Regions from separate parts of the Mus musculus genome. Here region 1 is linked to region 2. Evidence: chromatin loops called from intact Hi-C (ENCODE). Cell type or tissue: left cerebral cortex. All regions are shown on one strand. Each heading gives the region's core, and the rest is flanking DNA. Links, peaks and the distances in the headings are about the cores only. Region 1 has its middle 22 kb from the start of Gm30311. Region 2 holds the start of Gm30252 (a long non-coding RNA gene).

The links. Hi-C counts contacts between places; a loop is a spot of excess contacts. Peaks named below come from ENCODE experiments on the same cell type or tissue, not always from the same donor. Only the 100,000 strongest peaks of a DNase experiment are listed, where the experiment ranks them.
Region 1: a loop joins it to region 2, with 1.9 times the contacts of the local background. A loop is called at or near these places in 3 of 42 quality-filtered maps.

The regions. Positions count from the first base shown.
Region 1 is chr16:44,673,841-44,689,662 of GRCm38, reverse strand. No RefSeq gene overlaps it. Among named protein-coding and RNA genes, the nearest start is that of Gm30311, 22 kb to the right of the region's middle. In left cerebral cortex, for the core only: no CTCF peak of the experiment used is centred there; DNase peaks (open chromatin) are centred at 8,732 and 10,714; H3K27ac peaks cover 299 bases.
Region 2 is chr16:44,606,321-44,622,142 of GRCm38, reverse strand. Gm30252 (a long non-coding RNA gene) reads right to left here and starts at 5,914. Exons shown (of 3, transcript XR_384865.2): 1 at 5,800-5,914; 2 at 2,097-2,299; 3 at 1-312. In left cerebral cortex, for the core only: no CTCF peak of the experiment used is centred there; DNase peaks (open chromatin) are centred at 6,120, 7,710, 9,287, 10,440 and 2 more places.

The DNA.
Region 1 (15,822 bases), core at 4,889-12,888, 66 kb before region 2:
ACCTGAGACCTAAAGACTTGGTCTTGGCTTCTTGTCCCATAGCCCCACTTTCCTGATCTGTTTCTGTGAGTCACTTTCCTTATCTGGGCACCCCGGGGGTTACAGTGTCTGACTGAAAAATTCTTATAGAAACTATGAAGCACCATTGAGAAAATTTTAATTTAATTGTTTTTTAATTTGCTAGTGTTAGCACTGTGATCCGAAGAAAATGCATTTGGGGCCAGTAGCCAGCTTCTGGCTACAAATACAGGCCAGCCGAACCGTTTGTGAGTTGAAACTATATAATAAGAAAATACAAGTTGGAAAAGTTTATTGTGAAATAAAACCGGTAAGAATCTTTGATTTCATGTGCCAGGGCAGGTTATAAAAGGTATAACTGCCACAATTTAAAGTTTACCCAAGGAGGGAACACAGGGAAAGTTTGGGAATAAGCTTTGGAAATGTGGAATACGGTGTTGGGTGACATTGATCCCACAGAAAGTTGTGGCTAGCTCCCTAGGAATAGTCTCCCATGCCAACAAACCTTGATTGAGAGATATAATTTCCCAACACCCGTCTCTCCATCTGAGAGCCTAAGGTGATAATAAAAGCCACCCGCCACTGACCAGAGACTGAATTCATGTTTACAAATGCTCAGGGCAATTTGGAAGGTCAAGGGTTTATGATTCCAGCACACTACTTAGAAAAGCCAAGAAGCCATCGGAGCAGACTCAGCTTCTCCCTCTAGCCTTTTGTGAGCTCTCTCTTTTGTCTTATAAAGGGAGAAAAGCAAGGCAGAATAACACTTTGAGTCCTCTCTTCCTGGTCACTCTTCCAAAGGGGAAAGCTGGAATTTGATGTCTCGGGTCCCTTCCTCATACATATGCTTCCCTGGAAACATTCCTGGGGAAGAAGAAAAGCTGCGGTTTGGGGTTTAGGGAGCTGGCTGCAGGCCTGGCAGGCAGATGCTCTTCCATCTCTTGTTCTACCTTAGACTTCTTGCAAATCACAGATTCACTCAGCTTCCTCCCCAGCACAACCGGGAGGAAAATGCCGCTCTCTGGGAGGTCAAGTGAGAATTAATGAGCTGTGCTTTCTTGGAGTTCTCCATTGGTACTTCAGAGCTTCTGCAGTGATTGGCTGGACACTTCTGGACCTTATGTCTTTCTATCCCCTGACCTTAACATTCTCTCAACGGAAATGAATACAAAAAAAAATCTCAAAAGTTTACAGATCGCTAAGGTTTGGAGATTCTGGGAGCATTGTATTTTTAACACACACACACACACACACACACACACACACACACACACACACACACGCGCGCGCGCGCGCGACTTTCCACCTGCTTTTGCTCTGTGATTCTCTGGTTCTCACTCTGGCCTTTTCTGGTTCTCTGCCTCATTTCCCTCGGGCATCCTGAACTAGTGAAAATGAAGTTAAGCAGAGATGTAATAAAGTTAGTCACCTTGCACTCTCTCTGGGGAAGTAAAGAATCTTTAAATAAAGGGGCCATCAGGCTTAATAGCCCACCTCCACCCCCGGACCCCCCGCCCCCCCCTCGCCATCATGCTCACTAGCCCCGCCCCCATCTCCCCTGCTTCCTTCTCATTGGGTCAATGACAAGTTACACTGTTTTTCTCTAGCCTCTTATTCCCCTTGTTTCAGTATTTTGTTCTCTTCTTCCTCGTTGCTTCTGCCTCTTGCTCCATCTGAGAAACATAGGTTGCCCCCAGTCCCCAGCCCCAACCCCCTACAAGCACCACTTCCATCCCTTCACCCCATCCCCGCCCCCACCCCCATCAGACTGAACCGCCAAAAGATGTGCAGGCTTCCTGCTACAAAAAGCACACATCAGTTCTGAAAGGGGATAAATATGATAGGGGCGCGATGATAACAGTGCACACTTGTTAACCAGGAAAATCCAGCAGGAGGTGGGGGGGGGGGGCAGGGAAAGAGGGAAACTTGAGAATAGAGGCTGACTGGGTAGGAGCCCCTGGAGGGAACGCAGAAGGGGGGCCCTCCAGCAGCCACCATCAATTATACAGGCTGGTTTTGTTTTGTTTTGTGAGGTCTGAACCGAGGCTCAGCTGATGGGGCAGGGGTGGCTAGGGGGTGAATAAGGGATTTTAACCAAACCAGTGGCTCTGAATGGAGGCCTTGGGCTCAGTTGAGGGGGCCTCAGCAGAGAGAGCTTGAAAAGAGGGCCTTTGGGCTTTGAGAAGGAAAGGGGGAGGTGGAACTAGGCTGAGGCTGCGGGGAAGATTTTGAAGTGGGAGGGGCAGGGGAAGGAGGAGTGGAGCACAATGATGGGGAATGGAGGCCAGCTCTGAGCTCTCGTTGCTCACAATGTGTCCCATGTGGTTCTCTTTATCTCAGCCTTTCAGGAGTCAATACAGGGGCCTTTTTTATTTTCAACTCTAAGTATATAGCTACCCCACCTCCCCATTTCACACAGCACAACATTTCACACAGCACAACCACACGCGTGCGCGCGCACGCGCGCGCGCACACAAACCTACAAGTCTGAGATAGTTAACGCCGTACATCTGTAAAGTTGTTTCCATAGGACGGCGTTGCTTGGTTTTTAATCTGCCACATGCTTCAGGAGCATCCATTTTACACTACTCAACACTCCTCTCCGTCCCTCTCCTCCAGCCGGTCTAATCCCTTCCTCCAGGATACATCCTTCCATCTCCCACCTTTATAGATGCCTCAAAAAGTCAAGAGAAGCTGAAGGGCTTGTTTATTTGTGGCAGAATCTCAATATGTAGCTAAGGCTATCCTCAAACTCACAATCGTCCTGCCTCTTGAATGAGGTATAGTATAGGTGTACATCACCATGTCCTGCTATAAGAAGGTTCTTGAATCTTTGGAAAGTGAAAACATCACAATAGAATGATTTGCAATCAATACGACCAAAAATAAAAGATTAGAACCAACCCACACTTGAGCATTAGACTGTTAATATATACAAAGTAATATATGTATGTACATATATATGTATATGTGTGTGTGTTTGATTTTCTAGTTTTATGTGTTTGGGTGTTTTGCCTATATGGAAGTATATGTACTATATGCATGTCTGTGCCTGTAGATGTCAGAAGAGGGAATCAGAACCGCTGTAACTAGAGTTTGGGTGATTATGACCCTCCACGTGGATGCTGGAAACTGAATATGGTCCTCTGCAAGAGCAGCAAGTAGTCTTAACCACTGAGCATCTTCCCAGCCTACAAATGTTTGATGGTAGGTTTCTCTAAAATATTTAATCTCCAAAGGAACAAATCCTGTTTCCGTGTGCTCTTGTGATTGAAGCAGCCCTAGGCTCTGAGCCTACACAGTTTACCAGATTTATAATTTACCTATTTTCTCAACAACATTATTACATGGAATCTCATTGGGTACTTGCATCTAAAAGAGTAAAACATTCTTAAACAAGGGTGAAGGCTTTTAAAACTTTGTCCAGAGTCTTGTGGCACTAAGATTTAGATTCAGTAGCTTGAAATGGGGCTCAGTGTGTGTGTGTGTGTGTGTGTGTGTGTGTGTGTGTGTGTGTGTGTGTGTGTGTGTTAGATTAAAGTGACATTAGTCAAAAGAAAAAATGACTCTCCAGAGCACATATATGGGTTGTGAATAGATCCACTCCTGATACGGAGGCTGTGGCTAAAAGACAAATCTTATCCTTTAGTTACTAAGAAATGAAGAAGAAGAAGAAGAAGAAGAAGAAGAAGAAGAAGAAGAAGAAGAAGAAGAAGAAGAAGAAGAAGAAGAAGAAGAAGAAGAAGAAGAGCAAAACTGAAATCATACCCTGCAATTGCTTATTCCAGGTGCTTTTCCTATGAGCATCTTTGCCCCCTCTGTAAAATGAGACTCAGCTGTCCCAAGCACGTTGGTCAAGTTGCACATCCTGTGAACGGCAGAGCCAGCACTTCTCCCGAGGTTGAGCGGCCTGAGATGGCATAGAATCTTGAGGATGAGGATGGAAGGGAAAGATCAGTCCAGACTCAGAGCCTCCCTGCCAGTCCCATTCCTCATGCTTCTTCCTGAGAGTTCCAAGGTCGGTGAGCTGTGCGCTGGCTTCTGCTTGGGTGCCTTCTCTTTGAAGGCTGTAACTGCCAGCTCTCACAGAGCATCTTGTTTCTGCCTCGTAGCCTGCCTGGCTTGTCATGCCAAGCAGAGTGTCCCACCACTGGCCCAGGAGGTAGATAAGTATTGCCTTCCTATATCATTCTGAGCAGAGTAGTGAGTATAGCTTTCAAGTCTTACACATGTGAGAAAATCAGTTCAACTTCTCTCTGTTGCACATCTCTATGACCAGGGTGCAGCTTGTGTGACCTATCTGAGACAACTAGGGAAGAAATAAAAGACATAAAGGCAGGAGGGATGGCTTCCATCATTGCACCCTGATAGCTCCTCAGGGAGCTATGTCAGTCACATGATCACAGTGTTTAATGTCCTGTCTCTGCCGCATGGCGTGTATTCTCCCCTCAGAGTCAAAATGCTACCTCTGTCTCCTGACTTCAGTGAAGCTCTTCAAGGGCAGAGGCATAGCTTCCTGCATCTTCTCCACCCCGAACCAGGTAAAGCCCTGTGTGATGTGCTAAGCATGGTGAGTGAGGGACCAGACTTCAGTTTATTCACAAGTGTCTCTGAAATCGGAGTCGTTGGGGTTCGAAGTCTGTTTTTCTGGATCACTGTTCCCTATCCCTCCTCCTCTTGTGAGACTCCAATTTCTGGGGTTTTCCCAGTTTCAGAGCTTAGACTTACTCACTAGACAGCTATGCTGGGCTACCTCCATCGTCCTTGGCAACTGACTGGCTTTTACCAGCCGACCTGTGGGACTGATTTTCCACTCCTGAGGCATACCCGCTGTTGCATTTTAGGTCCGTGTTTGTGCTTATTTGGCAAGCTCAAGTTTGTCTCAACTGCTGTTTTTCAAGACATTCACCTTTTGGCAGTTTCCCAAGACTATGGTCAGTCTCAAAGCCCTCTATTCACCCACTTTTATTCTAGTTCCTACTCTCTTCTTCCTAAAGAAAAATAAATCACAGACTCCCAGTTTGATTACGAACTGCTCACAGCTTAATCCAGTTGTGTGGATCCGTCCTCTGCACTCTGAGTTGTCCACTCTGGGAAAAGCCTCTTGGCCTGAATGAGTTGTTCCTTGACCTCATCTCCCACACTCTCTCTGCAGCCTTTAGTGTTGTGGTCACTGCCTTCCCCTCCCCCTCCCCCTAGCTCCCACCCAAGCCCCTGCCCCTGTAGTCCCTATTTTTATTCTGCGTGATTCCGTTTTCCTAGCCCTGCTATTTATCCATTTGGACATTTCTTGTCTGAATTTTAAAGTGTACAACAAAGACATGTTCCTAAGGAAACCCCATCCCTACATCCTGATTGGTGAAAATCTTGGCACAGATATTTGTAATCTCAGGCTTTAAAAGCCCTAGTGGATCTTGACTCAATACCACAGTCTGCTCCCAAGTCTGACATGAGTCCCTTATCTATCAGCCTTAAAACAATGCCTTTGCGTTAATTTTCCTTAGAAATGACTTTCACCACCATAGCATCCGCTAGGGTCTTGCTTGCATCAGGGCCCTGCTCACAACTGGCTAATGGGTTTTCCCACATTTCTTTCTTACTATTCATTAAAGTACCTCAAATTGAATTTGTCTCTTTCCCCAACCATTCATTTTCTTCAACTAATTTCAAGCCTGCTCTGTCCCTTGCCAGTAAGTATCACCCCACACCAGCCATGAACTTCACGACCCCATCAGATCCAGTTTGTCCTGACTCATATACACAAACTATTGCAATTAATCAATTAAGATATTTTTGCTAAGATGTGCTCTTCTACTCAAAACATTATCCATTATTTACCAAATGAAGTCTCAGTTTGTTCGTCTAGTGTTCAAAGCCTTTCTTTTTTCTTTTTTAAAAAGATTTATTTATTATATGTAAGTACACTGTCTCTGTCTTCAGACACTCCAGAAGAGGGCATCCAATCTCATTACGGATGGTTGTGAGCCACCATGTGGTTACTGGGATTTGAACTCAGGACCTTTGGAAGAGCAGTCAGTGCTTTTAACCACTGAGCCATCTCTCCAGCCCCCAAAACCTTCCCTAACTGACTCCCAAGTTCATGCTCCCTCTATCCTATTTGCCTCAACCAAATAAATCACTCCAGTGAACATGTTATTCTCATCAATTCCCAAACACTTAAATGCATTTTTATATCCATACACGTCCATGTCCTTCTACCTGCCTGGCACAACCACTGCCCTCTCAGCCTAAATTTCCTTCAAATTCTAATTCAATTCTTTTAGAAGAAATGTCCTAGACTTTCTTAATCTAAAGTAATATTTTTCCTCCCATAAATTTTCTTTAATGCCCATAAACATCTAACACTTTCTTAAATTATGCAAATTATCAAGATTATCATTTTATGTTAAAATGTTTGGGGTCTTGGGAGTTTTGTTTGTTTGTTTGTTTGTTGTTTCTTGAAATCTGGGCTCTCTCCACCCCAGTTAGTGCCCAGCTCATGATTCATAAATGCTACCTGTGCCCTTGTGAATTTTCATGGCCTTATAAATGTCACTTACCTCCATAAATTAAGTCTCAAACCTGTATGTTAATGGGAGCACAAACCATAGACATTAACTCTGGGCAGGTGTGATTATTCTGTTGTACTTACCAAACAAATACTGTTTATTGGTTAATGTGGTGGTTTGAATGGTAATATCCTCATAGACTCCTATGTTTGAATATTTCTTCCACAGTTGGTAGAACTGTTTGGGAAGGATTAAGAGGTGTGACCTTAACTGGAGATGGTGTGTCACTGGGGGTCGGCTTTGAGGTTTCAAAAACTCATGCTGCCATTTCTTGTTCTTCGCCTCCTGTTAGCAGTTTAAGACGTAAGCTTTCAACTCTTCCTGCTACCGTGCCCTTGTTCTGCCATCATTTTGGACTCTAATTCTGTGGTACCATAAGCACAATAAAACACTTTCTTTTACAGGTTGTCTTGGTCATGGTGTTCCATCACAGCAATAGAGAAGTAACTGATCCAATTCCCTTAGTCCAACTGTGGTGTTATAACATTGTATTCCAGACGAGGTAACTGATAATGAGCAGAAATTCATTACCTCACAGTTCTGGAAGGCAAACAGTCCAATATCAAGGTGTTGCCACCTATTGAAGGCCTTCTTGTTGGAGCAATACATGGCAGAAAGCAAAGAGAGATGGAGACCAAGCTCAGTCCTGCAGAGCATCCTTAATCCCACCAACAAAGTAAGAGATCACATGGCCCAGTCACCTCTTTCACATTCTACCTCTTAATACCATTACAGTGGCATATAAATGCTGCATAAGAACTGCAAGGAACAAATGACTATTCAACCCATATCTCTTAGTTAGGGTTTTACTGTTGTGAACAGATACCATGACCAAGGCAACTCTTATAAGAACAACATTTAATTGGGGCTGACTTACAGGTTCAGAGGTTCAGTTCATTATCTTTTAGGCAAGACCATGGCAGCATCCAGGCAGGCATGGTATAGGTAGAACTGAGAGTTCCCCATCTTCATCTGAAGGCAGCTAGTGGGAGACTGGTTTCTAGGAAGCTAGGATAAGGGTCTTAAAGTCCAAGCCTACAGTGACATACCTATTCCAATGAGGCCACACCTATTCCAACAAGGCCACACCTCCAAATAGTGCCACTCCCTGGGCTGAGCATATATAAACCCTCACACCATACAACTAGGAAATAGAATGTGCCTCACTGATAACGTCACACCTCACCTTAAGAAGATCAACCAACCTCATTCATCACTCAGTACATTTGACTTTTTTCATGCAAAAGCAACTTCACTGGAGAGGAAAACTCATTTAATAATTCCTGTCTCAAGTCTATACATAAAACAGACTGGATAAACATCTTTATTATATCTAGGCTATGTGCTGGTTTATTATTTCACAGCACCTCCTAGATTAATTTACCTTAAAAGGTGCATGGACCATAGATATAAACAGGTGTCTTTTTTTTTAATCTGTAGAAACAAAGATATGGCAATCGACTTTTGCTTATTTAATTCAGGCTCAAGACAATCCATCATTACACTTTTATGTATGGACAAGATGATGAAGTGATGATGTCTTACTACTTAGAGAGTCAATGGACCAGCGACAAGGGTATCTCTGGAGAACTTCCAACTGTAGAGTCTCAAAATCCTACTCAGAATCACCCGTTTAGTGAGCTGCCATGTCATCTGTCAGCATATTAAAGTTTGAAGGACAGGGAACTACAGCAGATTTGCTAAGGAGATGGTATTGGCTATGCACTGCAGAAGGTATCATTAATAAGAAGCTTAAAGATTCTACGGGAATCTTAAGGCACCGTGCCAGGGGTGATGTGTTGACAGTATAAAGTAGCGGCAGTCTTCAGCCAAATTCTTCTGAATATGGTCTTCCCAGTAATTCCTTGACTGCAATACCCAGGAAATAAAAGCCTGCAGCTTAACCCTTGGGCTCTAAGGCTTACGTTCTACAACCTGGCTCTAACTTCTTCCACCACAGTACCCTTTTCTTGGGCCTCCCTACTCTGCCTTTCACAGATGGCTGGATGAGACAGAATAGGACTGTCTCCCTACTCCAGCCTTTAGTGACTCCCTCACTAGGCCAGGCCTCAGGAAGGAAGGAACTGAGACTATGAATAACCCAGGCACACATTGCTGCAGACCGTGTTTTTCTCTAGTGTGTCGTCGCCTGCTATTTTTAGCCCATCCTCATTCTCATCTCCATCTGGATGAACAGACAACTCTAAGCATTGTGCTCATTGTTTTCTATTAGCATCTGGTATTTTCCTATCAGGTCTTTCCTAAGCCTTTCTCTGTTTTGAATCATGAGGAAGGCCCGGTGTTCATGTAAAAGAGCAATGACAGCAGACTCAGAGTAAGAAAACTCTTCCGGAGCAATGTGGGTTCTGGAAACATGTTTTAATCCATTTTTAAGCCACATCATTGAACCCCTGCTTGTAGCAGATGGTATTCCTAGATGTGGTTTGCTTGAACAAGATGGCCATTTGTCTTAAGAAGACTCGCTGTAATAGATGGGCTGGCAACATATAGATGAGGAATACAGCTTTAGACAATAAGTTGGGCTGTGGAGAGAATGTGGAGTCCTGGGAGACACAACGGAGCATGAATTGTGGATCCTAGTACCTTCAGCTCTCCTTGGACAGGAAGAACTCTCCATCTTGGCAGCTTTTAAGCTCAAATGTATTTGAGGAGAGGGAAGAATCTATTCAAATACCCAGGGCAGGTGTTCCAAGCATGTGGTGAGAGAATGCTAAAGTAACAGGAAATGTTATGTTATGATAAGCATTAGGTGAATAGGAAGGGAGAAAAAGGTGATCCAGGAGTTAAAGAAAAATCTTCTAAGTACAATGATCTCTGTGATTCTGAGGAGGGAAAGGAGGAATGCCACAAAAGAGGAGAAATGAAAGAGGGAGAAAAAGAAGTCATGGGTCATGGGAGTGGTCAGGATGGTCAGGAGAATTCGCTGCCCCAAACTCCAAGCAAAGCAGCAGGGGTCTCTGACCAGGATCTGTGGCTAGACTGTGCTTCTCCTTTATAAGTCAGAGAGCTGCCAAGGAAAACAATAGCAAGCAAGACTGAGGCCGGAGGCCGAGGCAGCACTTAGGAACAAGACACCTGAAGAGACCTGAGTCAGGAATCTAATCCCGAGCAAGATCTAAGTAGGGATGTAAAGGCTTGCTCTAAGAACCTGTACAGCTACTTCAGAGCCTTCTGCCCCGAGAGCCTTCACAGTCTGCTGTGATACTCACACAAACACACTGACATATGACTATATGTGTGTATGTGTATATGGTGTGTTTCGGGATCACGGGGTGTGCCCGGGCAGAGGGAAAGAAAGAAGAGAAAGCCATTAAAAGCCTTGCTGAGAAAGGTATTTCTTGTGGACAAAAAAGAATCAGGCCCCTCGCTCCCTACTGAGCCCATTTCTCCTGCCTTTACCCGAGCTGTCAGGCATGAATCTCTGTAGCATTCCGTAACTAATTGACAGTAATGGGAGCCATTGGAAACCTAAGAATACATGGCATTACCCAGCATGCACTGCAAGGAAGGGGGGCTGCCTAGGGGCAGCTGTGAGGGGAATAAAGCCAGGCTGCCTTTTAAACTGGTTTTTTTTTCTTCTTCTTCTTCTTCTCTTTTTCTTCTTCTTTTTTTAAAATTGAAGGTAGGATGTAAACGGACGGAGGCGCAGAGTTAGGTGAACTTCTACTTCAGCCTAAAAATTAAAAGCTTGTAAATCCTATATCTCATCCCGAGTGAGCATGTCTTAGGAGTCTAACCCACATGGAAGAAACAGATGGAATTTCAATTAACCCCAGGGCCCCCCTGTGAAATCTATATTGTACCCTCTGGATTTACAACATATTGTAATATATGGCTGCAGGCTCTGGAGATTCCGTCGCAAATCAACCCTCTTTATTCCAGAGGTTCAGAAAAAAAAAAAAAAAAGGCTACAAAAGCCCACTTCATAATCAAATGTGGCGAACTTTCTACCACTTCGTCCTTGGGGTAGACACCCAAGCTTAATCCTACAGCAGATCTTCCTCATTGGACAGTCTCAAGTCTCTCCATCTATTTTTCCCTCTTCTATTAATGATGATGTTTATGGAATGAAGCTTCTCATCCCAGACAGGAAATTGAGAAAACCTACACCATTATCCCACGTCAACTGGTGACTCACCGCACCCGCTTAGAGAATTATCTCCTGAAGGCTTTTTGTACTTTAAATACCCATATCTTCAGAGAATGGAGCCACGGTGACTAACGAGTCAGTTCTACCTTGGCCATGGCAGTCACGTGGAATTGTAAAGGGTGGAACCACTAAAGAATTTCAAGTTATTTTTCAAAACAGAATTTTTCAAAAACAGTTACTTTTTTTCAAAATAACAAAATTGTTTCTGAGGTGCCCCTAAACTCGTGGCTTTGGCTTTCATTCCTATTATTTCTTAATGGCCCTAACTGTCTGCCTTTGTTCCTTATTTCAAAAATAGCATCCATACAAAGATTAAACGTCTCAAATCCGAAAATAAATAAATGATTTGGGATTTTTAAATACTAGAGACATATTTTTATGCTCACTTTTATTCTTAAAGCACTAACTTGTTCCTAAAACTGCATTTCAGTTTTTCTGCAAAGATGATGTTCTCTCATGCAGCATTTTGACATTACTCACCAGGATATAACTCTTATTATCCAGCATCCACTGCAAGGTTTGCCTCTGGATCTTTAGAAGGTAACTCTTGGATATCAGATAAGTGAGATTCCTGTAGAAATCAAAACAAAACAAAACAAAACAAAACAAAACAAACAAACTCGCAGAACTCAAGCAAGTCTTTTGGAAAGATTACTGATCAAAATGTGATGTGGGTTTTCTGTCTGGCTCCAAGATGACCATGAGGAGCTGTGGGCAATGACTGTCGTCAGAGCTGGCTTTTAACTAGACTCACAGACATGCTGAGCTGGAAGGAATATGATGATCCACTCCTGAGACAGCCAGGGTCCTGAGGTATTGTGGCCACAAGGTGCTCACCAGACGGTTCCTCTTCACCGGGTCAGAACTGAAGACCTCTCCACTCAGCTCTTCTTTTGTTCCGCCCAGTCCACAGCCTACCAGAAGCCCCACCATCTGCTGCTCTCCTCACCTCTATCCTCTACCTACCACTGCTCATCTGAACCAGGAAGCCCATTACCTGCTGAGAGCCTCTCTAGAGCACAGAGACTGATACTGTGCAAGGAGCAGGGCCACCAGGGGAAGTCACAGATGCGGGAGACTCATTCTTTTGAATAGGTCTCAAACTTCCACTCAAAGGTTGGAAGAGAACTTTTGATGAACAAGTCTTCCTATTTCTACCAGGATTGGTCTATCCCCTTAAGCTAGTTTTTAATCAGAAATGAATACGATGTTTTCAGGTTCTCTTGTTTTGTACATAGTCTCTTGTCTTGTATATATTAATATCAGACCATCAGACACCATCTTGAACTAATTATTAATTTTTTTTCTTCATCTGAGCAAAAATACTGATTTGTTATTAAACCCAGACCAACATTCTTTCTACCCATATCATTCCTACCTTATACAGCGTTTACTCGGGAACTACAAATGTGTGGTTCCTGACAAATGACATATCAACCTGGGTTTTTACTTCTTTTATTTTGCCTGTTTATAATGGATGGACATCAGGCATCTTCCCACAGTGCTGTGCACCAGGCATTGCTCTCAACATTTTCTGTACATGTGTTTCCTAACCATTGCACTGACCTGCAGCATTATCTTCCTTGACCAACAAGAGGCTATTAATGTTGTAAGCAGCTCTGAAGGACCCTCTTGTTCCTCACCACATCTGTGGTTACTGCTAGGTGACAGGTTTTTCTGGTGGCCTGTTCATCTGCAGAATTGGAACTTACCTTCTGGAACATAGTCAGTCTTTTTCTAGACAACCCTAAGACTGCACTGTTCACAACCTCTTGTCTGAGACTTCCTGGCTTTTGATTGGCAACTTTAACCCCAGGTATCTCTTTTTCTTCTTGTTCATTAAGCTCAGCTCCCAGCACCACCCGAACTAAAAGATGGAAAGGAAAACGACAAGAGATCATCTAGAGGACCTGGGAAATGTCTTAATTGGAAAAAATGGGGCAAATGCACTAGATAATTCAGTAGCAAAGTTTTGGTGGTGGTGGTGGTGCTGTTGCTGCTGCTTGCTTCTGTTGTTGTTGTTGTTTTGTTTTTCCCTATCTTTCCTCAAGACTTCAATCCATGATTTCTTTAATGCCTTTGTTGGACCAAGAAAGCAGCTGCATGTACTAAACAGACGCGTTTTTCTACTAGATCTTTCTCAGGAATCCATTTGCTCTTTGGTTTCATTTTCCCTGAAAGTCTCTGCTGGCCTTTCCCACAGGTATCTATTCACTTCTTTGAATGTTCTTGGCATTTACTCACACAGACAGGGCCTTGCTGCCAAGGCCTTGTTTATTATCTTGACTGGGATTTGTTCTCTGTTCATTTACCTTATGGGTATATTAGCTTTGGAGCCAGGTTCCAGGGAAAAGGGCTATTGCGTTACTACGCAGAATCTGCAGAACCTTGTGGAGGTGGAACAACATTTTCCAGCCTAGGAAGAATGTTGTGTGTAAGTGGCAAGTCTGTGCACATAGCTCAGTGGGAGGGTGCTTGCCTTGCATGTGTGAAATCCTGGGTTTGATCCCTAGCATTGAAAGTAATAATAAATCAATTAATAAGTAAAGAACATATTTCCCTTCTGCTCAGTACAAGAACAGGGGGCTAAAATTGGAAATGGCAACACACAGCCAAAAATACAGGACTTAAGAGGCCAAGACAGAAAGATTGAAGCCAGAAGTTCAGAGATGGTATGGGATAGATGGTATGGGATACAGGGTGAGTTCTGGGCCAGCCTGGGCTATGGAGTGAGAATGTGTCTCGAAAACCAAAAACAAGAACACTAAATTTGTTAGGGAACTGGACCAGGAAAGGGGGAAAGTTAGTCAGGACTCGGCAAGGCTTATAGAAAGACAATCCTAGGTATGGCAGGAGTCCAGACAGCAGCACAATTGAGAAACTGAAACTGAGGCCCCCTGTGGTAGAGGAACCATAGAAGACCTACTAGGATTTTGGAAGATGGTAGTTTCAGCTCAGAGTACCCTCCACACCAAAGCAGAGACTTATTCCTGTAGCAACTGTGGAGAAAAGCCCAGGAGAAACATTCGCACTGAGAACAGCATGGAATCCCCTGGGATGCCAGAAGGGAAGATGTTTCTAGAAAAGCTCCTACATAGCTACATGCTTTGCCAAGAATGTTTGAATGGGCCATTATGGCAAAACCAATCCCAGAACCTCAGTGACGTGTTTCAACAACTCTTCAGCCATTCTCTGCAGCCTGCCTCTTACTGTTAATGTGAGTTTTTGGTCTTTGTTCTCATTGGCTCTGACATGTTTAAGGAAGACATTGCTTAAGGAAGATCGGATTCTTTGGCAGCATCCATGTGAAACTGTGCTATGCTTTTGACAGGTATGGTTACAATGACAACCATTCCGCCCAACAATGTTGCTGTTCGCGTTGAATCTTTCCCTAGAAATTAAGGAACTACCTCATGTCTTCAAAAATCATTTCTATCCTCTTGTTTTAGAAGCATAAAAGAAAACACCATTTATGTAAGATCTTTTCAACAAACTCAATAATGTATATACAGTTCAGTTGAAAAGGAAAGGACCAGTAAGAAAAGAACAAAGTGGAAGACCAATGCAGGAGATTGGGGTAGAAACTACCTAGAGTTTTGCCTAGCATTCATGAAGCCTAGGGTTTGAGTCCCATTGTTGAATAAATTAGGCATAGTGGTGCATTCCTATAATCCCAGGACTCCGGAGGATAAGGCAGGAAAATAGAAGTATAAGGTCGTTCTCAGCTTCATAGTGAACATGAAATTCTGCCTCCAAAAGGTTGGCAACAAAAGGACTCTCACTGTCTTAATTTGTTGGACTTTTCATCATGGGGCTAAGGATTGAACCCAGGGTCTCACACATGTTAGACAAGCTCGATATCACTCGTCAGCCCACTAGAGACTGTGGAGTTTATACTTCTCAAACATGACATTTCCAGATATATCTTGCAGACAGCATTCACCTTCCAGAGCCATCTGAATGTTGTTTCAGCTCAGACTCCCTCAGCAGCAAACCCAGAATGACTTCAGCAACAACCACTTAGTTCTTCTGGATTTGGAGACTGGGAAGATCAAGGTCAAAGTGCCATCAAGTGTCTGGGTCTGAGCTGCTTCCCAGTGTCCGGGTCTGAGCTGCTTCCCAGATTGCAAATAGCCATCTTCTGGTTATACCTTCCCTGGTCAGCAGAGATAGTTAGTTTACATAAAAGACTAATTTATCATGGCAGACCAGCCTCGTCACCTAATCATCTCCTCATACAATCGTATCGGACATTAAGACTCATCCTCTGAATTTAGGGGAAGGACCACCAACTGACAGTCCATACAATCAGAAATCTAGGAAGTCTTAGAAATCTAGAAGTCTTAGAGCTCACTGTTAATATCTTGACATCCGTGCTTTGAAACATTGCTCAGCCTTAAGGAGCTAGACACCAAGTTCTTTATTTCCTTTGAAAAGGAAGGATCCTAGAAATGTGAGTCATCCATTTTATGTCTCTTGTGCTAGTTTTTGTCTCTATTGATGTCATGTTCTGGATCTCTATAAACACAGAACACGTGTGTGTGTGTGTTTCTTGTCTATGAATGTAGGGTTTCCTACAGCAAAGGTGTGGGGGTGGATTTCCCTCTTGCTATGGCCTTATGTTTCTGCTCGCAGTTCAGTATTCAGTACCCCAATACCCAGTGCCTTAATACTCAGTACTCCAGGACCTAGTACCTCAGTACACAGTGCCTCAGTACTCTCACAGATTGCTCTTGGGTTTTTTATTCTCTTCAATGATCCCAAACACCTAAGGCAAAGCTTGGTGTTTCCTCTCTCTTCTGCATTTCCACAAAGATCTTGCATGGGTGAACTAGACTATGTGGATTTTCATGCTGCCTAACCTTACTTCAGGTAGGCAGCACTTCAGCTCTGCTGAGATGGGTAGAGGATTCCAAGCCGCAGAGACACCTCTTCCACAGGCTAGCCTTCTCTCTGCCAGTGCTACCTTAACACCTACTAAGAATTTTCTCAGCACATATTCTTGAGCCATCCTCTGAAGAGATTCCAATTTTTACAGTTCTCATAGAATTGCATCTTCACGTG
Region 2 (15,822 bases), core at 2,996-10,995:
CAATTCCTGACTGAGTGGGCTTGAGAGTGAGAGAATAAACCAGTTTAGACATATATAAGAAGGCAGCTGAACTAGTTAGCAAACTAGAGTCACTTGCCTCTCCTGTCCTCCTTCCTACTCAGCATAGCCTTTAGGTGTCATGAAGCTCAGCCTCCTCCTTCAAACGAGACAGTGTTTCAGAGAGGCATCTCCAGTAGCATGAGCTCCCATCCTACGTGATCGTAAAGCTTCTACCAGGCAGAAAAGGAAGATCCCAAGATGGCCGTGACTGGGTGTTCAGAATCATCAATACGCCATGCAGAGCCTTCACATCTGCAGAAAAGCAGGAAAGTTGGCTAGCCCAAACTCCTCCAGAGTAGCTTGGATTTCTTCCAGGAAGCCCCATTCAGGCTAATCTAATGCTTTGTTCTTTGAATTTTCTCCTCATTAAAACATGTTGAGACAATTTTGAAGTAGGAGTTAGACTCTTGGGGTAGAGGTAGAAGAGGAGAATGAAATCGAGGCATTGTTTGTTTGTTATAGTAACAGGTAAGATGTTAGAGGTCTATCTGTGTTCTTTTACTGGCTCCCTACACAGTCATTTAACATTTCAGGCACTGGTTGCTCATACAGGTGAGAGGCAACTAGCCTTGCTTGTTTTAAGGGAGTACCATCTACTTCTGATTTGGGTAGAGAAAAGAAGGGGCTCATATGAAGACTCAGAAGAGTTTATCAGTAGCCCGAATAAAGATAAATTTATGCCTAGAAAAAGTCTTAGTTACATGTCTCTGACAACCTCAAGTAGAGATTCAAATATTTGAGGCCATTTTCTACCTGCAATTATAGTTATAAAGACAAATTACTAAAGCCTCTACTTTAGGATTTTCTTTTGCTCAAACGAAGAGACTACAGTCACGAGAGAAATGGCTGCTAGTCACAGACTGAAAGACAAAGGCGATTCCCAGCAGGAAAAGAACGGCCACTCATTTGCTTGACTAGTGTCCAACCCATCTCCTCCATGGCAGATATCTGTGAAAGATGCCAGAAGTATAGTAGGGAAGAAAACAGAATCTCTACTCTCAGGATAGCTACATTTGACTGTCAGAGAAAGATGATACTAAATAGATAAGATTAATTATAAAATGTCTTATCATTATAACAAAATGATAAGCTAGTTAGGTATAGCCGGGGCGTGGTGAGAATAATGGAGATAAAAGGGAGATAGAGGAGAGAAAGAAAGGAAGAGAATGAGAAAGAAGAAAGCTTGGTAAGTACGGAAGACTGCTAGAGAACATCTCAGGATTAGTGATGAGACCTTTGAGCAGAGCTAAGATAGAATCTGAGGATATTGTGCAACTGTCAAGGAGAAAAGCATCTAAGATAAAGAGAACAGTAAGGCCAGAGGAAGGACTGGGCTGTGTGTGGGAGGTGCCTCAAGGCAGCCTCTGTGGCTGGAAAGTAGCCAGTGATGGGGTGTGGTAGGAGAGAGTGCACAGAGGTTGGAGTTAGGGAACATAGGGCCTTTCAGAAGATGGAACGTTGTTAGGACTCAAATCTAGGACAGGTCTCACTAAGTACCTGTGGCTTCTCTCAGCACTTCTCACCCCTCCCCTAGACCTCTCCCACCCAGGGACTGATCCCTATTAACTCAGCCATTTTGGGTACCCAGGTCTCTTGGCCTGGCTGCCTTTCATGGTCAGAGGCTCCTCTTGCTCTCCCTCCCCTTCACTCCTCTCACAGCCCAGTTTAGTCTACCAGCCATGTTCAGCCTGGACTCTTCCCTCTGCCTGCTTTCTCTCTTATATCTACAAAAAAAAATCTTCTCCATACTTTAGGAGTAGTCACGTGCTCCTTATAGTTCCTTTTGGGGCGTTTATTCTGAGCAGAGGGTCATGTGCTCATTAGGTTTCTGAGGACCTGGAAGATATCCTCTAACTGTATCAATCTGTCTCGCCAGGTGGTAAGTACTTTCTGCCCCATGAAAAGACTGTGTGTCCCCAACCTTCCATCCAGGTAAACAAACCAGTTGTCCTGTTTCAACCATAGACTATACAGTTCTAGGAGAGGAGTTGAACAAAGTTGTAAATTTCAAATCAGTTGAGAAAAACTTTACTCACGTAGATAGTGGGTACCACAACTGTAGATTGTAGGTGGGAGCTATTTTCGCCCTTTCTTGAAGTGTATCATATGCGCCAATGCATGACTGTTGCCTGAACATTCAGAAACAGCTGCTGTGTGCTTCCTTTTCCCCAAATTCTTCATTCCAACATCTCAACAAGATGCCTAAAGGAAGACACCTGCTATGCCCATTTTCTTCCATCTGTGACAAAGTACAGGCAGGCCTTCACAAGTTTCTTCCTTATGTAGGAAGTGAGAACACCCCCCCCCCACACACACACACACACACACTGGTCCCCACACAGCTGAAGAAAAGTTAAAGGTTCAGTCTGCAGAAACCTTCTCACAAGACTCAAGTGCATTAGCAGATATGCACCCACAAGGAAGCCAGCCGGCAGGGGCTGATCTCTTTCCCAGGTGTTCTTTCTTGAAACCTTAGAAAGTACAGATCTTTTTGCTGCTGTTTGTGTTTTTTCATAAAGTTCTTAAACCTGCATATGCCAAAACTGTAATGCTGTCAGAGACTAGTTCCTTAGGAAATCATGAAATCACATGCTCTTCTGAGCATGTGTGTGTGTGTGTGTGTGTGTGTGTGTGTTCAAAGTATATGAAAGTATATGTAAATATTTGGAGATATATCCATCAAAGCGGTAGGATTATGGGCGAATTGGTGAATTTTATCCTTAGTTTTTTATGGATGTAACTTAAATTGTAAGTGTATTTTTTTTTTTAAAATCCTTACATTCCAAATAGTTGGACATGTCAGAAAGTTTTAGTCAATCTATAACTACTCTGCAAGATGGGGCCTTATGTGCTCTTCCAGCAATGTCTTTTTGAAAGAGAGCATATAAGTGGGGTAGTGGTGGTGTATGCCTTTAATCCCAGTACTCAGATGACAGTGGATCTATGAGTTCAAAACCCACTTGCTCTACAGAACAAGTTCCAGGACACCCAGGGCTACACAGAGAAACTCTGTCTTAAAAAACCAGATAGATAGATAGATAGATAGATAGATAGATAGATAGATAGATAGATAGATAGATAGATAGATATTTAGAGCACATGTGCATAGTGCGTATTCATCTACTAACCCCCTGACCTACTGACCAATTTTCTTCTTTTAAGTACCTGCACATGGCTTAGAACAGTTCATATACAAAAGCCCAGAGTTGGAAGAGATTTTAGAAATGGTCCTGCCCAGATGCCGGCTCAATACTCTGACCCTCATCATCATTCTTCTGGCTGGGGTCCATCTTGCATATGCAAAAGTCCCCAAGATAGGAAACCTAGAGAGTAAGACCCACCAATTGCAAACTATGGATTTCCAAAGACGGATTGCCTCGTAGAATAGAAGTGCCTGGCTCCACACTAACTCCGACAGTAGCTCTTAGCTCTCAGATCCGTGGTGCATCATTAACGTTAAAACTTATCCCTGAGGTGGGGGAGGGGTGGCTCAGTGGTTACAAGCATTCCTTCGTTTTCCAACAGAGCCATGTTTAGTTCTCAGTACTCATATCTGGTGGCTCACAACCACCTATAACTCTAGCTCCACAGGAATCTGACACTCTCTTCAGGCTTCTCAGGATACACACACATACACACATACACACACACACACACACACACACACACACATGCCTACTTATTTTTTTAAAGTATCACTTTTAAAAAGAAGTCTTGGGCCTGTGAGATGGCTCAGGAGGTTAAGGGGTCTACAGCAAAGTCTAATAACATGAATTCAATCCTTGGAACACGCGTGGCAGAAGGAAAACAACCATCTGACCCTTGCAACTTGTCCCCTGACCTCAACAAGCGTGTGTGTACGTGTTCTGCTCCACCCCACTTAAACTGATAAACATAAGCAAAAGAAACAAAACAAAACAGAAACCCACTCGTCTCAGTAGGCATCGTGACACATGCCTGTAATCCCAAGCATTTGGGGCTAGAGGCAGGAAGATCAGGCGGTCACAGATATCTGTGGCTACATAGCAAGTTTGAGGCCACCCTGGGCTACATGAGATCCTGTCTCAAAAACAAACAAACAAACAAACAAACAAACAAAGAGCCCCTCATCTCACAGGAAATAAAAGAGGAGGTGAGCTGAGGCAGGGAATTTACAGAGTACTTTTCATTTTGTTTTAAGTATCTTTAGAGTTTCCCCTCAGTCTTAGTTTTTCTTTACTGTGTCTGAAGCTCCTGTCTCTCCTGGGCAGAAAGTATCACGAATTTATTCTCCTCACTTCTTCTTGGCCACATTTAATAGGCTATCCCAGTTTTTAATGTCCTACCGTACGGATGGCTTTCCCACATCTCTTTCCCTCACTCTTTCTTTTATTCTTCAGAATTTCTTACCTACCCTCTTTCCCTTTCAGTGTCACTTTAACATCATCAACCCTCAGAATATGAGTCAAAACTATTTTAGCATCACCTGCCATTTGCGTACACATGAAAGTAGTTCCTAACTGCAGACCAGTTTTTCCAGATACTCAGAGCGTTTATTCCAATGGTTCTCCTTACTGTACAAAAATACGTAGCTCATGAAACTTGCCATTGGAAAGTGTATGACTCAGTGGCATTACATACACTCATCACATGATGCCACCAACGTCTATCCCTAGCTCCTAGAACTTTCCCATCATCTCTAAAGGAAGCCGCATACTCATTAAGCAGTTTCTTCCCCATCTCTCTCCCCAGGCTCCTGGCAACAACCAAGCTGTTCTGTCACTATAGATTAGCTATTTCTGGGTATTTCTGATATACCAAAATCAGACAGAATGTGGCATCTGGGTCCTGGCCTATTTCACACGACACACTATTTTCAAGGCTGGTTTCTGTTGTCGTACGTGTCATTATTTCACTCTCTTCCTGTGGGTGAATAATATTTCACCATATGGATGTAGCACGATTTGTTTATTCATTGCTTGATGGACACTTGGGTTGCTTCCATCTTCTGGCTATTGTGAGGAGGGCTGCTATGAATAGTTGTGTACAAATTTCTGTTTGAACATGAATGCTGCTTTTGAAGTATTAATTTTTTCTTCCAAAACACAGGCTTGTTTACTTGTGTCTTGCTGGGGGCAGGAGTGGGTCTGCCACTACTTTACTGACGTCCAAAGCATGGCTTAGCCTACCCATGGCAAACGTTCATCTGTTGGTTCCTTCTACCCTCTCTTTCTCTACATAAGAATCCACAGGCGTTGGTTTTCTCACCTTGAGCAATTTAGAATTGGTATCAGCAAGTGGATTTCTTCCCTCTTAGTAGAGGTGACTTTTCCCTCTCTTTCTTTTATATAACAAGTACAGTGAATGTGTCCAATTCAAAAAAATAAACCCTTGGGCTTCAGTTCTCAGCTTCCCCTAACAAGGCCCCTTTCTAGCCCAGTTCCAGGAAAGCCGGCTGCAGGAGCTCAAGCCAGGAGAGGCCCGCCTCAGGCCTCAGCTCATAAAGCCAAGGTGTGTCTGAGCCCCTCAACCCTGTCAGACTTGGAGCCTGAGCCTTCACTCCCTGGCTGCTGTCAGAGTTCTCTGCTTCCTGCCAAAAATCCTAGGCTGGAGAGCGAGAGGTATCAGATTTCTGTCTGCAGAAGCGACAGGGGCTCCTAGGCTCTGTCTTTCTTATAGAAAACACCAATCACCGTTACAGTTACATTCAGAATACTCTCTGTTGCCAATCACTATTACAGTTATGTTCAGAATACTCACCTGGTCTCGTTTTCCTGGCCTGTATCATCTCTGCAGCTTCTTCCCTTTTGCCCCAGTTGCCACTGACCCTCTTGTATACCTCTGTTTTCCAGGTTGGTCTTCTTTGCTCCCGCCCCCTTCCTGTACCCCCAAGTCCTCCCCACTCCACCCCCACCCCACCCAGGGCTCTCTAGTTCCCCTGATTCCCTACCCCCTCCTCTCATCCCCCCAATTTTTTCTATGGCCTCCCTGTCTCTGCCTCTCCTCTGAGTTCCTTTCGGGTCGGTTTCCTTTGACACAGCTCCCAGGCCTGATGCCAAGTTTCAGACCCATTAGTGAGGTGCCTTGCTGACTGAAACACAAATCAAGACTGATCCGGGTACAATTAGCAGCTGCTCACACCTCATCTGGAAAGCATTAGGCAGCCCTGGGAGTGGAGGGGGAGATGGGGAAATATTGATGCCAAACAGAATAGATCTCTTATTTGGAACATGAAAGAAACCTGACCCTGTAGATATATAGCTGACAAGAAGATATGAATAGACAGGGCAGAGTGGAAAGGTCCGGTATCTAACTTGGGTACCCTTCAGCATCTATGCACACGACAGAGGTTTCTTTGTGCTTTCTGTGAGGTTGCAGCTGTCATGCAAGAAAAGGGGGGTTTGCGCTTAAAGTATGATTCAGGAATCCCGTGTGTTCCTGCGGTGCACTTTTGTCTTGGCCCTGCTTCTAGAAATGAAAAAAAAAAAAAAAAAAAGAAATGCTTAAGAATCACCTGGCACTGAGTTTTAAGTGTGAATTTTAATTCACCAGGAGTGGGGAGAATCTCAGACTCTGCATTTGATCAAGCTGATAGGTGCAACACATTGCAGCAAAGAGCCTAATGTGGTCTACTTTGCTCAAGTTCTCCACTAAAGCCTTCCTCCAGCTATCTGTTCTTTCCCCTTTTAGCACTGACAGTTGCCAGTAAGGATAAATGACGTCATCTCCATTGTTCCTGCTCATAAACCGGCCAGGAGCAGGGGCGGGTTGGGGAGGTAAAGAGTTCATACTTCTGATTCATCAGTGCTAGTGCTGCACATAGTAGGTGTTCAATAAACACCTCACAAATGTGCCCACCCCCAGCAATACTGAGGGTTGAATCCAAGACCTCAAGCTTACTAGACAAGTGCTCAACCGCTCAACTACAGCCCCAGCCCTGCAAATGCATTTTTCACATCATAATACATTAGTTCAATCCTCAAGGCCTATCAGAAGTTGCTCACAGGTTGTCCTATGACTTCCCCAAGAACTATAGTGCGCATGCCACTAGTACCCATACCCACACATGCAAAATAAATATTAAAATTATTTTATAAAAATCATTCGAGGATGGCGAGATGGCTTGGCGGGTAAGAGCACTGACTGCTCTTCTAAAGGTCCTGAGTTCAAATCCCAGCAATCACATGGTGGCTCACAACCATCCGTAATGAGATCTGACACACTCTTCTGGTGTGTCTGAAGACAGCTACAGTGTACTTAGATACAATAATGAATAAATCTTAAAAAAATAAAAATCTTGTATTTTCCAATTTCTTTATCTGATGCTGGTGCCCTTGGGTAATTTCCCATGTGACTAAGCCTCTCCACATTATCAGTTGCTTGAAACTTGGATTATTGGGTCTCTCCATTTTCTGAGTTGCTGAACATTTTTGATGCCCATCTTCCTTTACCAGCCTTCTCTTCATGTATTCTCTTGTTCCAACTGGCATTTAGTGTTAGTTGATTGATTGAGAGGCATGGCCAAGGTCTATTTAGATCTCACCTATAATGCTCAAGAAATGGCTGAATTTGGGCTTAGATGAAAGCCAAGATCCTGGTGGTAAGCCTTTCGTAGTACTTAACACATTTGGGAGATACCATATGCGTACAAACTCAAGGGATATGCTATTTTGAAGCTTCCAAAGCAGGTGTGAATCACATCGCTCCCCAGTTCTCACTCTGGGTGATGGCCAATAAATACCTCATTCATTTTTCTCAACTGAGTAGCATGGTCCACACTGCCAGTCTTTCTTCATCATGGAGCAGGGGCTGTTGCTTCCCAAAACGAGGCGGATCAATCCTGTTGAAAATGCAGAAAACTAGCTCATAATATTCTGCCGAAGACAGAAGAACTTGGTCTTGTATAAAATTCACCCAATGCCTCAGTTGTTTCTCCAACACTGGGGGGCTGAAACCCAACACAGCCTGTTCAAGCCCTTTCTCTTCATCATCTTAAAACACATGGATGTTTTAAGGGATGTTTAATCCATGTGCTTTTGATTTGCTTGCCCTTAAATCATCAAAATACTGTTACGAAAGTCTCATTCGATGTCTAGGAAACTTTACGAGTAGTATTTGGAAATTTTAAAACCTTGCTTTCCAGCAAGGGGGGAAACTAAGCAGTTGAGTTTTTCCAAGTATTTGTTGCCTTTAACACAAAAAGATTTGACAGCTTTCCCAAATCTTAATGTCACAGGGCTTGAGGAGTCCAGAGCCAGTGGCCTAAGAGTCCTTGTCTCTTCTGTAAGTTGTAAATAGTGGTCTCAGTCATGTGAGGCTGGGATTAATCTAGTTAGAATCTGTGATACTTAATATAGAACAATGAGATCGTTTCATATCTGCAGGATCCCAAGTGTATGTTGCAACCCATACCCCAGAACTGGATTTCATGTGTATTCCATGTGCAAACGCCTAGCTGGAATCTCTGTATCTTCTCAAGTTTATAAAAAATAAAATAAAATAAAATAAAATAAAATAAAATATCAATCCAACAGGGTTGGAGAAAACATGAGAAGTATGGGAGAACCCAGCAAAGAAAATCTGCATGACTAGAATGTGACAACAGAGTTCTCGAGAACAGACTTGTGTTGGTTTGGTTGATCTCAGGGAGGGCCAAAAGGCAGGACACGTGGGCTGTCCTGTACTGCCTACTAAAGCCCTGGCTCCAAGTGAGAATTCTGATTTATAATCAAGTCAAATCAGGAGATGGGTGAGGTTTCAATCCAATGCTGATGTATGTGCAATGTTTGTACACAGATGTACCATATTCAAGCCATGAATCCACGTGAGTGAACCATAAGGATGAAAGAAAGCCTGGAGTTCTAGCAAACAGAGTTCGGTGCACAGTCGCTGGATGAAGTGTAACTTCAGGTTGCATGTGACAGGAATTTGCATCCACACTTCCTAACATCAGATAACAGGTTCCCCATTTCCAAACACGAGGATATTGAGTGGGTCAGAGGAGAGAAGAGGATGGGTGTGGGCAGGTATCAGTGGCCTGAGCAGATGCTGGAAAGCAGACTCTTATGAAGGCCAGCATTCCCAGGCTAGCTGGCCTGCCTTCCATTGTCTCCTCTGCTGTGCCACCTTGGAGCTCAGCCTAAAAGGAACAGAACCCAGCACTGGAATGAGGTTCCCAGGAATGACAGTCAGCATACATTCACTGAGGGCCTGCCATCTGTCAGGCGTGGCTCAGCCACCATCTCAGAACACAGCGACGGATTTTCTTTTTGCCCCTAGCCTCAGAGAGCACATTCTGGCACAGCTTTGTTTCTGCCTGCAGTGGTACAGATGGGCACAACAGAAGGAACTACGGAGGAGAGAAGGAACAGAAAGCTTTCGGTCCTACCTACCCATAAGGGCCACAGGGAAAGGCAATGATGGAGGGGGCAGATGGAGGGGGCACTTGAAAATAAGGAGAACTTAGAAAGGATGAAAGCAATCGAGTGAGGATACTACGGTCAGTTTGAAACTAACCTGCTAAGTTTGGTAGGACATCCAGGTAAGAGAACAAGAGAGTAACCTTACTAGCAAGGAAAAAAAAAATAGGAAGTTCATACATTAGTGTTTTGTTTCCAACCTCAGGACTAGGGACTGAGGTATGTATTTTACTTTTCGAAGCAAACCTGGCCTCCAGGTTCTCCCAGCATCCCTCAATCCCCACCTGGCATTCCCTGCCTCCAACCCTGAAGTTTGTACTTCAGGGGTTGGACTGCCCTTCGCCTAGAGGCTCCTCCCTATATAATCCAGACATTTCAGGCTCCCTCCCCCTTCCCCTTCCTCCTCTCACCTCTCCCCTCCCCCTTCTGTCTCTCCTCTCCCTCTCTCCTCTCTCTTTCTCTTCTTCTGCTCTTTCTGCACACATTGGCCCTTTCTTTCTCTCCCTGCCCCGATCTCCCCATGATGACTCCCCTGGCCTCAATCCTTGGAGCCAGTGAACTTGCCCAAGAGCAGCTTCCCAATAAACCTGCTTTTAATACATTCTAATCTGGCTTGAATTGGCTCATTTCCCCGGCGGCAAAGAAATACCTATCAATTAGCAGCAAACAGGTGTAGAGAATGGAGTATGAACCCTGAGAACTCTTCCCAAAGGGCTTATTTTGAGGCAGGAGGACCAAAAACAAAACAAACAAACAAAACAAAAAAGAGGCTCTCCTGGCTTGAAGAGGCTTCAGTCAAAAGTAGTACATTGCTGTCTCACTTCCAGCCCATCTCAAGCTGTTAAACATGAAAGAAAAGCGTAGCCTCAGAGCCTCATAGACTGGATCAGATGTGAGTGCTTCTGCGGATACTGGTGAATCCACACATGGAAAACTGTGTCCAGAAATGCCTGACTCCAGCACTTATAACTCGTGCTGCACATGGAGGGAACCGAGAAGACAGCCAAAGCTACAAAGAGTCCACCCACGCTGGGAGGGATGGCGTCCTGATGCACTTCAGAAGTGGAAGAGAGCTATGGTGAGGAACCCTCTCCAGGGTTCAATAATACATGCTGACTAGGTGCTTTGTGAGACTTTTAGTTCACTAATCCTGCCATGTTCTGAAGGGAAGCTATAGACTACAGTGTCTGTCCATCTGTAATGCTTCAGAATATTGAAGGAGCTTGGAGGAGCTAAGCATTTTAGCTGGTCTGAGAAGGCTAGGTTGATTCAGTGACCGACTTCAAGTTGGCAGTTAAGAAGACCCTGTGGGGGGTGGGGGGAGCAACAGTGTCAACCAGCCAGACATCCCCCACCTCCAGCTCCCAGGGGACTGGACCACCAACCAAAGAGTATACATGGAGGGATCCATGGCTCTGGTGGCATATGTGGCAGAGGATGGCCTTGTTGGACATCAGTTGGAGGAGCCTCCCTTGGGCCTGTAGGGGTTCGATGCCCCAGTGTAGGGGAATGCCAGGGCTAGAAGGTAGGAGTGGGTGGATGGGTGGGAGAGCACCCTCATAGAGGCAGGGAGAGGGGGGATGGGGTAGGGGGTTTCCGGAGGAGAGACCGGTAAAAAGGGATAATATTTGAAATGTAAAAAAAGAAAATATCCAGGAAGAGGGAGAGGGAGAGGGAGAGGGAGAGGGAGAGGGAGAGGGAGAGGGAGAGGGAGGAGAAGGAGAAGGAGAAGGAGAAGAAGAAGGAGAAGGAGAAGGAGAAGGAGAAGGAGAAGGAGAAGGAGAAAAGATGACGACTAAGCCTAAGAACTGGGCAAGTCTAGGCAAGCCCAAGCAAGTCAGTTACTAATAGAAAACAACCCCAGGCTCCAACCTTCACTGATAATGGTTACAGAATGCCTAGAGATAGAGTAAGATAAAGCCCATCTACCCGGGAATTCCAATGTTCTTTAAAACAAGCTTGCAAGCTCACTTGATTGTCTCTCTGTCTTGGTGATGGGAGACTCCAGAATGCTGGACTTCTGCAGAACAAAACACTCTTTGCATTTAGATACTATTTGGAATGTCACTCTTCAGTGAATCATGGACCCTTACAGATCAAGTATTCTTTCTTTCAGTGACAAAACATCACTTCTTTCAATGATTTTCTTTTTGTAATGAAGGCTCTCTCAAAGGAATAAAAGTCTTTCTTGTTTTCTTGAATTGTGCATTTAATTTCACTTACAAACTGTGGACTATAAATTATGCTATAAGCGAAATTCTAGACTAAAAAGTTCCATGAGCAATTAATGTGTGCAAAACTGGTAAAAGCCCACATAAGATCCATAGTCTAGTTAATAGTGTGCACTGATGTTTATTTTCTTGCCCTGATCATGGGTCATTATTTTATGTGAGATGACAGAATGAGGGAAAGCTGGAGAAGGATGTCTGCAGATTCTGTCAGCAGCTTTGTGGTGTGTGTGTGTGTGTGTGTGTGTGTCTGTGTGTCTGTGTGTCTGTTTGTGTCTGTATATGTACATGGTTGTGTGAATGCATGTGTGTGTAGATGTATGTATATATGCTATGTGTTATATCTACGTGTGTATGTGCATGTATGTGTGTATGTGTTTATATGTTTTGTGTGTGTGTGTGTGTGTGTGTGTGTGTGTATGTGCAAGAAGGTCATATAATGACTTCAAGTCTCTTTGCATCTTAATCCTTTGAGACAGAGTCTCTCACTGAACCTAGGGCAAGGTTGGCCACCAGGAAGCCACAATGATCCTCCTGTCTCCAACCCCCCAAAGCACTGGAATTACAAACCTCTGCAGGCACATATTGTCTTGTATGTGGTTCTGGGGAGCTAAATGTGGGTCCTCATACTTGGGCAGCAAGTGCTGACACCCACCAAGCCAATGCCCCAGCCTCACAGTTTCTTATAAGCCTAAAAATATTCAAAGTAAGCAGCTAAGGAGGCGCTCAGGAGATAGCATAGCCAGGAACATGTTTAGCTTGTAAGTATGAGGATATGACTTTGAACCTCAGAGCCCACAATTACAGATGCAGATGTGATAGTATACCCCATGATCCCAGTCCTGGAGGCAGATCCCTGGGATACAATAGTCAGCCAACCTAGCTCACTTGCTGAGTCCCAGACAGTGAGATAACCTGTCTCAAATAACAAGCTGAAGAAATCCCAGCACTTGGAAAGAAAAAGTAAAAGTCAGGAAGAAAAGAGTGGAAAGAGAAAATGTGTAGGTCATGAAGGTTTTGAACCGAGCAAACTCTGAGTCAAACCCTCTTCCTAGTTTTATGACTTGCTTAAACTCCAAGTTTCTGTTCACATTTGTAATTACCAGGGGTTGAAAATACACTGCAGAGGACTACTGTGTGGGTTAAATTAAGCGTGATGCACCATATACCTAATAGAGTATGTATCACCCACTCCACATTCATAAACTTCCCTATTCCAAATGCCTTTGGTAATATAGGTTGGAATTCACTCATCTTCCTTTTAAAGGTCGGTTACCAACCATCACACGTGCTCTTTCCCTGGAATGCTGTTGGTGAGCTCCCTGCCAGATGAGCTGCTTTTCCTCTGCCATGGACTTGATATAGTCCCATTTGCAACATTAATTAAACTCAAGAAAAGGATCCCATCTGTGAATGAAGTATTTTTGTTTTACCACCCCCCCCCCCCACACACACACACACCACACATTAATTTTAGCCCCTTAAAATACTTTTTTTTCCTTTTGGCTTACTTTCTAGCTTTTGGCTTATGTAAGTTCTGATTAGATGAGGCAATGATATTAACAAAATTTGTAATAGTCTATTGATCATTAGAAGGGTAACCTCTGGGTCTGGCATGGCCTTGGTAGGGACAGAATGACATGGTTCCTGCCCCCGGGACAGGGCCAGCCAGCATGGGCCTCTATGAGTGTCAATGGCTGTTGTAGGTGTAAGGTTTATTTGTATAAAAATGTATATATTTTACATTCCTCCTTTAAGAAGTGTTCTTCCAAAAGAATGAATTTATGAAATTCCTAGGCAAATGGATGGATCTGGAGGGCATCATCCTGAGAGAGGTAACCCAATCACAAAAGAACTCACATGATATGTACTTACTGATAAGTGGATATTAGCCCAGAAACTTAGAATACACAAGATACAAGATACAATTTGCAAAACACATGAAACTCAAGAAGAATGAAGACCAAAGTGTGGACACTTTGCCCCTTCTTAGAATAGGGAACAAAACACCAATGGAAGGAGTTACAGAGACAAAGTTTGGAGCTGAGACGAAAGAATGGACCATCTAGAGACTGCCATACCGGGGATTCATCCCATAATCAGCCTCCAAACGCTGACACCATTGCATACACTAGCAAGATTTTGCTGAAAGAACCCAGATATAGCTGTCTCTTGTGAGGCTACGCCGGCTAGGCCACATAGAAGTGGATGCTCACAGTCAACTATTGGATGGATCACAGGGCCCCCAATGGAGGAGCTAGAGAAAGTACCCAAGGAGCTAAAGGGGTCTGCAACTCTATAGGTGGAACAACAATATGAACTAACCAGTACCCCCTAGAGCTCGTGTCTCTAGCTGCATATGTATCAGAAGATGGCCTAGTCGGCCATCATTAGAAAGAGAGGCCCATTGGTCTTGCAAACTTTATATGCCTCAGTACAGGGGAATGCCAGAGCCAAGAAGTGGGAGTCGGTGGGTAGGGGAGTGGGGGGGAGGGTATGGGGGACTTTTGGGATAGCATTGGAAATGTAAATGAAGATAATACCTAATTTAAAAAAAAAAAAAGAAGTGTTCTCCCTGTTAAATTAATGACTCTATGATAAACACTGGGACCTTCAGGACAGCCCTTAAGGCTGTGGAAAAGAACTCTAAAAACATGAGTCCAGAGGCAGCTACACCATGAGTCAACTTTCAGAAAGATACAAAGACAGGTAGATACAAATGTAGGCAGATTCCCAAGTTCAAGGTCAACCTGGGACAAAGATAATTTAGGTGCTCATGTGGTAGAAATAGTAACTTCAGGGCAGGGCAGGGGGTCCCACCCAGCTAGCTTATTGTCTGTGCTTAACAGAGGCAGGCAGATATCTGTTGCTGACTCCTGAGAATTAAAAGTTAGGATCACGGGATGCTGATTCATAGCATAATCAAAGGGAAACCTGGAGTAAATGGCTGCATTGATATGTAAAATAAAAAACTGGACTTATGATCTGTAAGAAATTAACTATCCAGAGAATTTTTTTGGATTTCAAGAGAGAGCTGCTTGGAGAACTGTCCCGAGCAGACCATGGAGAGTGAGCTGTCTGGAGATCTCCAGAGAAAGCAGATCAAAAAGAAAGGAAGCAGAACAGAGAAAAACCAGGCTGGAAAGCTGTATAGGGCAGAGCATCATCCCTCATCTTTGACCCAAAATTTGACTTCGAGTCCTTTCTTTCACTGCTCCCAGACACCCCTTCCTCAGAACCTATCTCCAAGCCAAGGCTGGTCCTTGTCAAGTAACCATGCTCAACATTCTACACATATAGCCTCACTCCATTCTCTCTATGTTGGATAACTATTTAAGTCTCCATCTTCCTGCCCAAGGTCCCCAGACTAATTATCTATAAAGGCAGCAACACCAGGCTGGGAGACTCCAGAGCCCAAGCTTCTAGTTTGTAGAATATTGTGATAGCTGTCTGTTTCTTTCATGTAATCAAAGGGCTTTGAGATAGCTTCAGGCTTTGGGAAAGGAGTTTGGTTCTTTTGATAAAGTAGGTTAAGAGGGGGTAAGAAGAAAAGGAAAGGAGACTAAGAAAGCTATAATTGAGGGAGATCAAAATATCCCACCCCGAGGCAGAGGAGGGGGGTGGAGGGTAGGGATGCTAGGAAAAGCCATATGGAAAGCTACTCTTTTATAAGCTTTCTAAGTATATACTCTATGTTTTTATACCTACATGCATATTCATATAAAAGACTTTAAATGGAGTTATACAGGAATGATGCTCCTCCCAGAATCTATAGGATACCAAATAAAAAGCCCAATGCCAGGTGTGGGATATCTCCTTTAGAGTTCTTAAGTTGGGTGTCTCAGAAACTTTAAAAATAATACAAGATGCCATTTCTTCTGGTTACCCATCAGTATTTGATAGTAAACCCTATTATTGAAGACATCACTCATCTTGCACACAAGGACATGGGTAAATCAGGTTGGTAGGTACTAGGGCGCTTCCTTCCTGAAGGCTAGATTTCATAGTGCTGGAAAATGCTATGCAAGTTTCTGGGAGAAAAGAGTCATTACCAGTCTTGCCTAGCTATGAAACCTGTGAACTATAACCATAAGTGGTATGGCAAAGTGTGTCCATGGTGCAATAGTCGAATGAAA